Linked DNA regions of Mus musculus: region 1 is linked to region 2. A link is a loop called in an ENCODE intact Hi-C map of the cell type or tissue named here. Cell type or tissue: left cerebral cortex. All regions are shown on one strand. Each heading gives the region's core, and the rest is flanking DNA. Links, peaks and the distances in the headings are about the cores only.

Region 1 (5,380 bases), core at 51-5,050, 330 kb before region 2:
GCTTGATATGTGAGCTCCAGAATGTGAGCTTTTGGGCTTTTTAAACTCAGATTTTTAACTCTGATTTTCTCACTTATATCCTGAACTGCTTTTTCTTGCCTCTTTGTAGAATTTTGTTTATATTCTCTTGGATCTCATTCCATTTCCTTGGGATCATTACTATGAACTCTTCAAACTTCCTTCTCAGAGATTATTTTTAGAGAATAGCTATTCTCTTTGGAGCTGGCTTGTTCTCTATATCCTGTACATCTGTGGAACATCCAGTATTTTGAGGCATTTTCTGTAGGAATTTTTGTTTGTTCAAATGTCAATTGGATAGATGCTCGGGTTGTAGTTACACATGAGCTCAAAGGAGCAGCCCTGTGGGGTACCTTACTTGGTTCCTATCATGAGGGTCTACGAGAACATCAATTATCCTGTCTACAGTAATTTCTTGAGGTAGGGCTTTGCAGTAAACATAGGCTTCCAAGAGTGTATTCAGCTGCTATGGAATCATTAGTATGAGGTGCAGTTATCCCTAGGTCTGTGCAGGTAAGCGTAGATCACACTAAGAGTTGTGGGAGATGCTAGGGTCTGTAGCACCAATACCCACAATTCTTAAGCCACAGGATAGAACCAGACCCATTCCCCAGGTCTTGCCAGATGAACACTTCTGATAACCATAGGATTTAAGGAATTGAAACATGAAAGAGCACTTCCCTAGTCCATGGGGATAAAGTTGCTGGGGTTTAGCTACTTTTATGGAGGTGTGATATCCAGACAGTACCTTCCCCAGAACCCAAGAGATAAGCACAAGTTTTACTCAGTACCAAAAGCCCTAACCCAGTCTGTGGACTATGGAAGACAAGTTCCTTGGGTTATCTCAGTAGTTCTGGTTTCCATGCTTGGAGGAGCAGGGCACAGGGGAGAATTTCTCTTTGTGCTACTAGGTTAATATGAGTAGTATGTAGGCTTGCCCTTTGATGTCTGGGGTCTGAGGCTGCAAACCAAGGTGGAAACATACCTAGGTCATGCAAAGAGTAAGTAATGGGGAGGCTAAGACCTATGGCATCATTTGCCATGGACCTGAAGATCATAGACGTGATCTGAACTACAAGCCTGGGTGCGGCTGAGACTGTAGACAGGAAAAGCTCCCTCGTTCCCTCTGTGGGTAGGTACAGGTGTCACTGGCAGTGGGGTCCCTGACCACCAGATTCCTGGAATTGTCAGACCTGCCTGGGAATTGGTGAGCTCCTGTTAGATATGTGCAAGTGAGGCTGGAATTTTAGAGTGCAGCTACATCCCACAGCCTCAAGGTTGTAAGGTGAGGAGATCTGCTCCCATGTATATGGCTATGCTACTTCTGAGCCTGAAGTGGTAGAATTCTGATGGCGCTGCCTTCCACCTAATGTGGGCACGAGACCCAAGGTTTCTGACAAGGCAAGAGTCCTGCTGATTATGGGAGGCCCAAGTCAGGTGTCCACTCCCTTTAGAGTCCTGTTTACACAAGCTAGTTCTTCAGACATAAAGCTATGTTACAATTGCAGTTGCAGTCACTGGCTTACAAGAGGAGGAGGTCTGCTGCCATTTTCTGTTCTTTTTCCCAGGGTAGTACCAGGCTTGGTGAAGGGCAGGGGACATACAACAGGTGCTCCCCCTCATTGTTCAGAATTCTAGACAATTTTTTTTCTTCTAATTTCAAGAGTTCTGCAAAATATAAGGTTTTTCCCTTTGCTCTGTGGTGGGCACACATACACTACCACTGCCATCCTCTGGTTGTTTTGCTTATTAATGTAAACAGCAATATTAGAGTTTCTTGAATATTTGAAGGAACTCAAGTGTAGGTACTATCATTTGTTAATTGTGTTTCCAGCTCCAAGAACCTTTGCCTCTGCAATTCCTGACTTGGAATATTTTCTAGATTTTTCTACTGATTTTTCTACCAGTTCACAGTAAATGGTTAACAAATCTGACCCTTCACCCAGAACCCATCAGGAAGACTCTTCAGAGTTACCCGGGCTTTCAAACAGAAGTGCAAGTAGATTGGGCATCCTCTTTTAAGTCAGTTGCTTGAAGAAGTATTTAATACCCCATGCCTGCAGGAGCCTGGCTCTTTTAAGAGAACAGCAAGCCAATTTGTAGACTTTACCTGGATTGCCTAAGGGCACCTAGGAAGATCTTTTAAAGAAACAGGATTTGTCTTTGTTGAACAGCCTCCAAAGACAGGCTAGTGCATCTGGAGGCAGCCAGTGGAAAGGCAGGCAGGACTCTGCCAGTCCATTCTGGAACTCCAAGTCTGGTTCCTGCCTGGTTATGGAACAGCAGCCAAGGTCAGAACCAGAACTGACTGTAGTGTGAGTTCATTAGGGCCTGATTCCCTTAGCACACGTTTCTTCTTTATATACTTCCTGAATAGCTTTAATTGTTCCCTAAATACTCAAGAAATAGACTGGAAGTGCTGAGCACTCAGTGCTGCGAGAGAGACCAGAGCTGTTTTGCTCATCACTGCATACAATTAGGACAATTACATCATTTCTATAATCAAACTAGCAGCCATCACCCTCAGCTGCTCTCAGATAGGCTGGCATGCCTCCAAATAGTTGATTGTCCCTGAGGACACAGAGTCTGTGGTCAGTTTGGATGGAATCTGGCCAGCTGTGTGATCAGTACCTAGTGGTCTTAGCTTCTGATACCTCCTCCATACAGAACAACATCCAAGACAACCTATATGGTTTGGTGTTCCCAGAGGACATACAGAACATATGTAGGTCCTGTCTAGGTGGTCCGTGCATGGCCAGCTTAGTGCTATGGGATAGTAGTGGACCCTGGTCCTATACCAGACCTTAAAATAAGTGACCCAGGTGTGCCTTTCCCCAAACACAGGTTGTGTGAGACTAGCTGGGTAATGGGATAGCCTGTTGCTGGTTCCTCTACTAATTAATTGCCCTCTCTCTAACTTGGGAACTTAGGTCCACGCTGGGGCTAGACTCATTACTGATCACTTGCTCTTGTAGTGCCGTTTCCAGAGAGCACCAAGCTATACTGATATTTTAAGAGAAAAGCTATGTCTCCTCCAGGCAAAGCAGGCCTGAGTTCTTCCTGGCAAGTGTGACACAAAGCACCTTCAAATCATTCCACACAACTACAGTGATCAACAACGGTTGCTGGGCCTGGCTGGGCCAAGCTATGCCAGTTGTCTCCAAACTGGGAAAATCTGGAATCTGTAGACCAAGCTTCTTTGCTAGCCAGTTCCTTGAGCTTTGGACCTCAGAGCTCCCAAGTACCCATGTGCTAGTGCTGACACCTGCTTACACCGTCTCAAGCTGAGAGACTAGAGCTCTTACCAGCTGGCCAGCACCTATCCCTCCTCCCCATTCCTTTCCACCCCACTGTCCCATCCGAAGGTTCCTTACCAAGCAGCACAGCGAAGAAATAACATGGAGTTTGCAGCAAGTCCCCAGGAAAACTGTGGCATTATCAGGCATTTCTGTAGATGACATGCATTCAGGTCATTTTCACTGTCAAAAACAAGTTTGCAGAAGCCAGGCACAGTGATGCATGCTTGTAATCTCATCATTTGAGAGGTTAGGCAAAAGGACCAGCCTGAGCTATGCAGTGAGCCCTTGTGTTACAAGGAAAGAGCAGTGCAGCCAGCCCTACCTAGGTGATGCCTAGTTTATATTTCAGTAGCTTGCTACCACCAATTAGAAAAAGTAAATGTGTGCTCAGGCCAGGTGTGTAGCATCCCCTTAATTCTAGCACTTGGGAGGCAGAAATACAATCTCTGAGCATTCCAGGTCAGCCAGAGCTACACAGACTGTCTTAAAAACAAGAGTGCGGTCACATTTGAAGGCAATGCTGGTTCTCTGTGGGGTCTCATGGGAATCCAGTCCCTAGAGCATGTTCGGTGACATTGAATTTGCTGGTCAGAAGGAAGGGCATGGATTCTGGGAAAGGATAATTGGCTCAAAACTCTCTTATAGAGTGGTTAGAGCCCTTCTAGGTAACCAGGCTGGAATGTTTTGTTTCTGAGTTTCTGGGGCATATTCTTGCTACAAAACCCAGAATAGCCTTGAATGCAATTATTCTGCTTCTCCCTAGTATTGGAATTTATAGGCATGTGTGGTGACACACAAAATACTCTGGGTGTACCTCTAAGAGCCTGTTTTTTTTTCTGTTCATTTGGCCCATTACAGAGTATTTAGGAGCACATGTCAGGCCACTGCACGAACATGAAGGGTTCCACCATGCCACCAGTCCCTTTGTCAGTGACAGGACACAGCTGGGGCAGTATCGTGAGAGGGCCCTGCCAACTCCCCACCCTGCCAGAAGAAATGAAAATCAGTGCCATGCAGGCTTTTATTAACTATCTTCCAGTGTAAAACAGAACTCCCCTTGGAGCTGCTAAGTCACAGAGCATAGTGACCACTCATGCGCTCATGTCTTATAGATGACATGTCACTGAGGCTGTGACCCAGAGAGGACAAAAGGACATGAGGGAAGAGGCAGCCCCGTAAGTAATCCCACCAGAGAACCGCAACAGATCCTTCCAATGTGGTCGTGCACCTGCCTCTAAGAAATCTGAGTTTCCTGTGTTCCAAAGGAGGCCCTCACCCTACTCCAGGAAGATGACAATAGAAAGCACAGGACTGAGAAGCGCATGTCATGTCAGGCAAGCACTATCACACCTACAGTTCCACCCTTCACCCTCCAGAGTGCCTCTCCTGCATCCCTCATCTCTAGAGATGTTTACCCAGAACTCTGAGCATAGCACAGAGAAAGCTCTCACCCTGATGCTTGTCATAGGCCAGACATGCTGTGCCCTCCCCTAACTGCCTGAGAGATGGTGTAAGTCTGCCCAGTGAGTCTGGAAAAGGCTGTTCAGTTACAAATGAGGTTCTATGGTGAAACCTGGGGTTTGCTTGCCATCACACAGGCAGGGGAAGTTTTCCAGGAGACCAGAGACTGCAGGGCTGGAAGCAGCTAAACAGGTTAAAGCCACTGATAGGGCCCAAGAGGACCACTTTCTATTCTAGCACTTTCCCTAGGATTCACCAGGATACTACCAAAAGAGCTTTAAATGAGCCATCCTCTGCTGCAGCAGCTGCAATGAAACTACGGCTTAGAAGGAAAGGGCAGGCTTGATGCAGACACTGCATGGCTTAGAAGGAAAGGGCAGGCTTGATGCAGACACTGCATGGCTTAGAAGGAAAGGGCAGGCTTGATGCAGACCCTGGCTACACCTAAAGCTTTCCCTGCATCCGGTTTCCAAACAGGAATAGGTTTTGTGTTAGAGCCCCTTGTGGGGCCACCACAGCTGCAGAGCTGTGTCTAAAGTCAGGAAGAACAGGGCTGTGGTATGTGTCCGCCATGGGCTATTCTACATAGAAATGTTTTAGTA
Region 2 (5,380 bases), core at 263-5,262:
AAAGAAAACGTAATTAATGCTTTGAGTGTAGACATGAATTATTACAAAATTATCATAAAGGCTGGGGTCCAAGTGAAAAGCAAAACACTGTCTATGTACTAGGCAGAGAATCCTGCTGGCCCCGTCTCAGGGGCAGGAACCATGTCATTCTACCCCTACCAGGGCTATGCTGAACTAGGCACAATGTGAACAGTCACTCTCTGTTTCCTGGCTTTGGACACCATGTGACCAGCCATTTCCTGCTTCCTAGCTGTGGACACCATGTGACCAGCCACTTCCTGCTTCCTAGCTATGGACACCATGTGACCAGTCACTTTCTGCTTCCTGGCTGTGGACACCATATGACCAGCCACTTCCTGCTGCCTCTCCCATTTCTTCTTTGTTTTGATGCACTGTATCTCCTGTCCTGGTTAACTCAAGTAACCCTTTCCTTAAGTTGCTCTTGTGGGATTTTTGTTACGAAAATAAAACACTCTTCTTTTGTGAAACAGAATAACATCTGATTGTATGTGTAACAGGTTTCACTTATCCATCTGTTGAGCAATATTTTAAAGCATTTAGAAGAATGCTCCTGTGCTATGAACGACACTTGGTAATAGTTATAAAGAAAAATTAAAAAAAATAAAATACACCAATCACATCTCTCCACTTCTTTTCTATGTTTATTTGCATTTCTTGTTAATGTGGTTAGATACTTTAAAATTATTTTAAGGACACATACTTTCATCTTTCTTTCCTCCATATTTTAACCAAATTTTTTAGGAAGGAAGGAAGGGAGGATGGAAGGATGGACAAACTGGGTCGTGCAGAGTTGTCGTCCAAGCACTGGGGGAGTGGAGGCCAGATGATTCAGTTCACGACCATTCTCAGCTATATCAGAAGTTCATGGCCAACCTGGAAAACATAAGATGTTATTTCAAAAAAAAGAAAAGAAAGGAGTATGCATACTGCCTGAGCCATGTTTTATGATAGTCTTTTAATTATACAAACTTATAAAGATTAAAGAAGCAGAAAAGCGAATATCTCCATCACCTGGGGACCACACTATCAGCTTGGTCAGCCTTGCATCCTGTCTTCTCCCATGTAACCCTGGTTCTGCCCCTAGCTTACTCTACTAAAATCCTGACACCATGTGGCTTAATCTGTAATCATTTCATTGTAACACCTAAGGCAATCAAACATTCTTAATACCATCAAGTATTCAGTCCCTGCTTCAATTTCCCGAATTGCCTTGTACATTTTTACGTTTGTTTGAATTAAGATGCAGACCAAATCAATACATTGCAATTGGCTGATGCCGTTCTAAGTCTTCCAACTGTGACTCGTCTGCATTTTGCTTTTGCTCACAGTGTTTTAAGGGAGTGAGCCATTTGTCTAGAACAGCTTTCTATAGTTTGCATTTTGCTCATTACATCTTTAAGAATGACTTCTTGTGTTCCTCTGACCCCAGTATTCCCTGCAAACTCCAGGTTGCATCTGGAGGCTCTGTCCTAGAATATAGCTAGTAGCCATTATTTTAAAATATTGCAGATACCTTGATTGGAGTTTATTGAGACTTGTGTTGGGCTTCTACAGAACTCACATCTGGCCTATTTTTCTTTAAGCCACTGACCCGTGATGATTTGCTATAGCAGTGACAGAAAAGGAACAGTGAGTGTCATGTTGATCCTTTCAACTTAGTTTCCAGCCTGGCATCCTGCTTCTGCTGCGAGAAGGTGTTCAAGTCTATCCACCGGAACACTCTTAGGTTTTCCTGCTGGAGCATACTCTCTTGAATGTAGCCAGAGGTTTCTCTGGTTACAACTTCTGGTGCTTGTCATGTTTCTCTCTGCAGTATGTAACACTAGGATTGCTGTCTTCCCTAGACAGTGGTGTGGTATCGGATACACCTGTCCCTCTTGAGACTTTCTAGGCCCGTAAGGCTGTCCCTCAAACCTTCTTTCTCTATGCTGACCTCATCTGATGGTTAACACTCACTGTCAAGTTGACACGATCTTGAGCCACTGAAGAGACAAGATCCTAGGTGAGTCTGTGATTCCGTGAGGATGGGGTTGACCAAGGAGGGAAGACCCACCCTAGATGTGTGTGCCATTCTACCAGGGGTTGGGGAAAGCAAGGTGAGTGCCCCCATCCATCGCTGCTTCCTGACTCCAGGTACCATGCAAGCAACTGGCCCCCCACCCCGCCGCTGCTGGAATATACTGTGCCCTCAAACTGTAAACCCCACCTTCCTTAAGATGCTTTTGTCAGGTGTCCTGTCATAGCAACTAGAAGAGTACTAATGTTCTATTCTTAGTGAGTACATCCATGTCAAAGTTCTCCTTGCCAGTGGGTCCTAACCCAGCATCTTCATCTCTGATCCTTCCTGTGTAACAAATCAGGCCTGTCTGTCCTTCATTGCCAGTGTCCACTCCTACAAACAACCCCCGTCTCAAACTCATGGCAAAACCCTAATTTCCATTGTTCCCCAGCTCTACCCTTTTCATTTTAATGCCTTCTCCAGATAACGATGTAAAATCTGAATGGTATGTAACACTCCTCTGTCTAATAACTTTCCTAAAATAAGAACTGTAGCTACCACCATGTGTTTATTTATCCGATTTTCTTCTTTATTGTACCACAAAAAAACAGAATTATTAGTTAGACCCCCCCCCCCCCCCAATGCTCCTTGACATTGACACAGACAGCCCCGCCCCCGTGAGAAGCTGAGGAATCATGGGAGTGAGCTTTGTGAGTCTGGAACCAGCTGGGGAGTTAGAAGGGTTAGCGATGTCCAGCTCAGACAGCGTGTGTCCTACAGAATTATAACACTTGAAATCTTCGCCAAAGCCCCTTCCTCTTAAGCTGTTGGGAGGTTTCACCAGAAAAAAGTTGCTTTTGCAACTCTTCTTTCAGATCCTCATACCTGACAAAACTTCTGGGTTTTGTTTTTAGGTATATAATTCCTCATTCTATGGACGGGCAAGCCTTTGAGACCCATAAAATTAACTGAGATGACAGTTACTACACAAGGGGTGGAGATTACAGTGTGAAGCAATCTGTTGGTTCAGCACGTGCAACGTTTAAGAAATGCCTTTTAAGTAATGTGTCTAGTGTGTTCATAGGCAGCCAGTGAATCATGTGAGCCTAGCGCCCTCTTGTGTTCACTAGGAGGCCAAGCACAGGGGCTTTCTATGACTTCCAAGGGATTTTTGTTTTGTTTTGAGATTTCAATTTTCATTTTATTAGTTTTTTTTTTTAATCAGTTACTTTGCAAAGACATCGTAGAGCATTAAGTCAAACACGTCTGTCAGTCTTCACCCCGTGTGACCACAGAGAACCAAGCACTGTTACTGTTACCGGAAGGGTGGGGATTTGGCCTCTAGTTTCCAAAGGTTACTGTCACCCTCAGAATCACGTGTTCAGATATCCAGCTTCCGGGTGACAAACCCACAAAATTCTCTTTTTTCTTTAACCTTACTCTCTCCAACACTTGACCTTTCTTTGTTTATTCCTTCTGGAGTGCCCAGGTCCTTATGCATTATGATAATGGTCTAAGGTTAAATATACTTTATAGATTTCCAAGGAGGACCGAATGTCTCTGGATTCCACAGACACCTGCAACCATGTGCAGCCCCCTGCTCCCGTGCAACTCACACACATAATGTAAAAAATAAAATACACCTTTAAAAATATGCTGCTGGAGAAGACCTACAGAGTCAACTAACCTGGGACCATGTGGACTCACAGAGACTGTCACTAGCCAGGGAGCAGGCAGGGGCTTGGCCTAGACCATCCCACACATTCGTAGCAAATGTTCAGCTTGGTCTTCATATGGGCCCCCTAACAAGTGCAGTGGGGGGAGTCTCCGTCTCTGTTCCCTGCCATTGGATCCCCTTCCCCTACCTGGGCTGCCCCGTTGGGCCTCATTGGGAGAGGATGTGCCTAGTCCTGCTGGGACTGGATGTCCCAGGGTAGAGTGGTACCCAAGGGGGGCTCCCCATCTCTGAGGAAAGGGGTAAGAAGCAATGGGGGGAGGGATTTGTAAGAGTGAGACTGAAAAGAGAGGAGGGGAGCTGTGATTGGGATATAAAGTGAATAAAAAATAAATTATTATAAAATATATGTTATGGATGTTGATGGCTTATGTAACCAGAGAGAACCCAGTTAGTCACTTGCCTTAGACAAAATAGGCACTGCAGGAGGCAGTGGACAAGAGGTAGGCACAGATTTTACTCTTATGTGTTCCCCAAGTGATATGTGTCCTCCACGAAGCTGGGAATGACTCATCGGAGATGGGTCCAAAATCCATGGACACCAACATCAGCCTTAAGCCTCTGTGCCCATACTCTACAAACCTGGCCACTATTTACCTTCTCAAGCTCTGATTTCCAAGCTGTAAAACAGTACCAATACCTAACTGGTAGGGCTGTTAGGAGGACTAAGTGAGATAACCTGTGTGAAGTATGCAGTGTACTGGCTTGCTTAGAATCTATGGAAAGATATAAGGCAAATATAGCACACACAGGCCGAATCAGGATGGCACGAGTCACTTGGTTACGTAAAGGTGTGGCCCTGGAAGACTCTGAGAGGAGGGAGAACACATTCTGGTGAGCCATCATCTAAAACCAAACTTCCACAGTTCTAACCACCACTGGGAAACAAACAAAGGGAGGGTTTTCAGTCAAAGGCAGGGAACCAACTGTGAGGAAAGAGAGAATCACAACTTCCACAGTCTCACAATGGCTGACAACAAAACAACAGGGCATTTATGCCTTTGCTCAATGTTAAGTCCCGAATAAGTACCCAGGATTTGCTGAACAGGATTCGAGATCATACACAGTCATACAAGATCATACACGGTCATACAACTCTTCCGATTCTCCCTTCAGATAGCGGGAATCACCACCAGTAGCTGGAACCTCCAGGAAAGCTTTTGTTGATTATGTCACTCAGAAGGCCCCAAAACTCCATGGGCTGCTGCTTAGGAGAGAGTGCCCGAGAGTCCTAGCCAAGGGAAGTGGGCCATAGGCTGGTTTTGAGAAAGAGTTTGCTATTGATTAGAACAGGTATGAGGACCTTGCTACCTATGAAGCAATTTGGTTCAAAATCCCCTTCCTGATTGCAAGCTTGTACAACCACTCTGGAAATCAATCTGGCGGTTCCTCAGAAAATTGGACATAGTACTACCGGAAGATCCAGCAATATCTCTTCTGGGCATATATCCAGAAGATGCCCCAACCAGTAAGAAGGACACATGCTCCACTATGTTCATAGCAGCCTTATTTATAATAGCCAGAAGCTGGAAAGAACCCAGATGCCCCTCAACAGAGGAATGGATACAGAAAATGTGGTACATTTACACAATGGAGTACTACTCAGCTATTAAAAAGAATGAATT

Evidence for each region. Hi-C counts contacts between places; a loop is a spot of excess contacts. Peaks named below come from ENCODE experiments on the same cell type or tissue, not always from the same donor. Only the 100,000 strongest peaks of a DNase experiment are listed, where the experiment ranks them.
Region 1: it touches region 2 in a loop (2.7-fold over the local background); 2 of 42 quality-filtered maps call a loop at or near these places.

The regions. Positions count from the first base shown.
Region 1 is chr6:50,212,958-50,218,337 of GRCm38, forward strand. It overlaps Gsdme (gasdermin E), which reads right to left. Exons shown (of 10, transcript NM_018769.4): 9 at 3,393-3,466. Among named protein-coding and RNA genes, the nearest start is that of Gsdme, 46 kb to the right of the region's middle. In left cerebral cortex, for the core only: no CTCF peak of the experiment used is centred there; DNase peaks (open chromatin) are centred at 2,306 and 2,504.
Region 2 is chr6:50,542,486-50,547,865 of GRCm38, forward strand. Gm38806 (a long non-coding RNA gene) reads left to right here. Exons shown (of 3, transcript XR_869064.2): 3 at 251-493. Among named protein-coding and RNA genes, the nearest start is that of Gm38806, 4.4 kb to the left of the region's middle. In left cerebral cortex, for the core only: a CTCF peak has its summit at 3,149 (motif pointing left); DNase peaks (open chromatin) are centred at 3,122 and 4,250.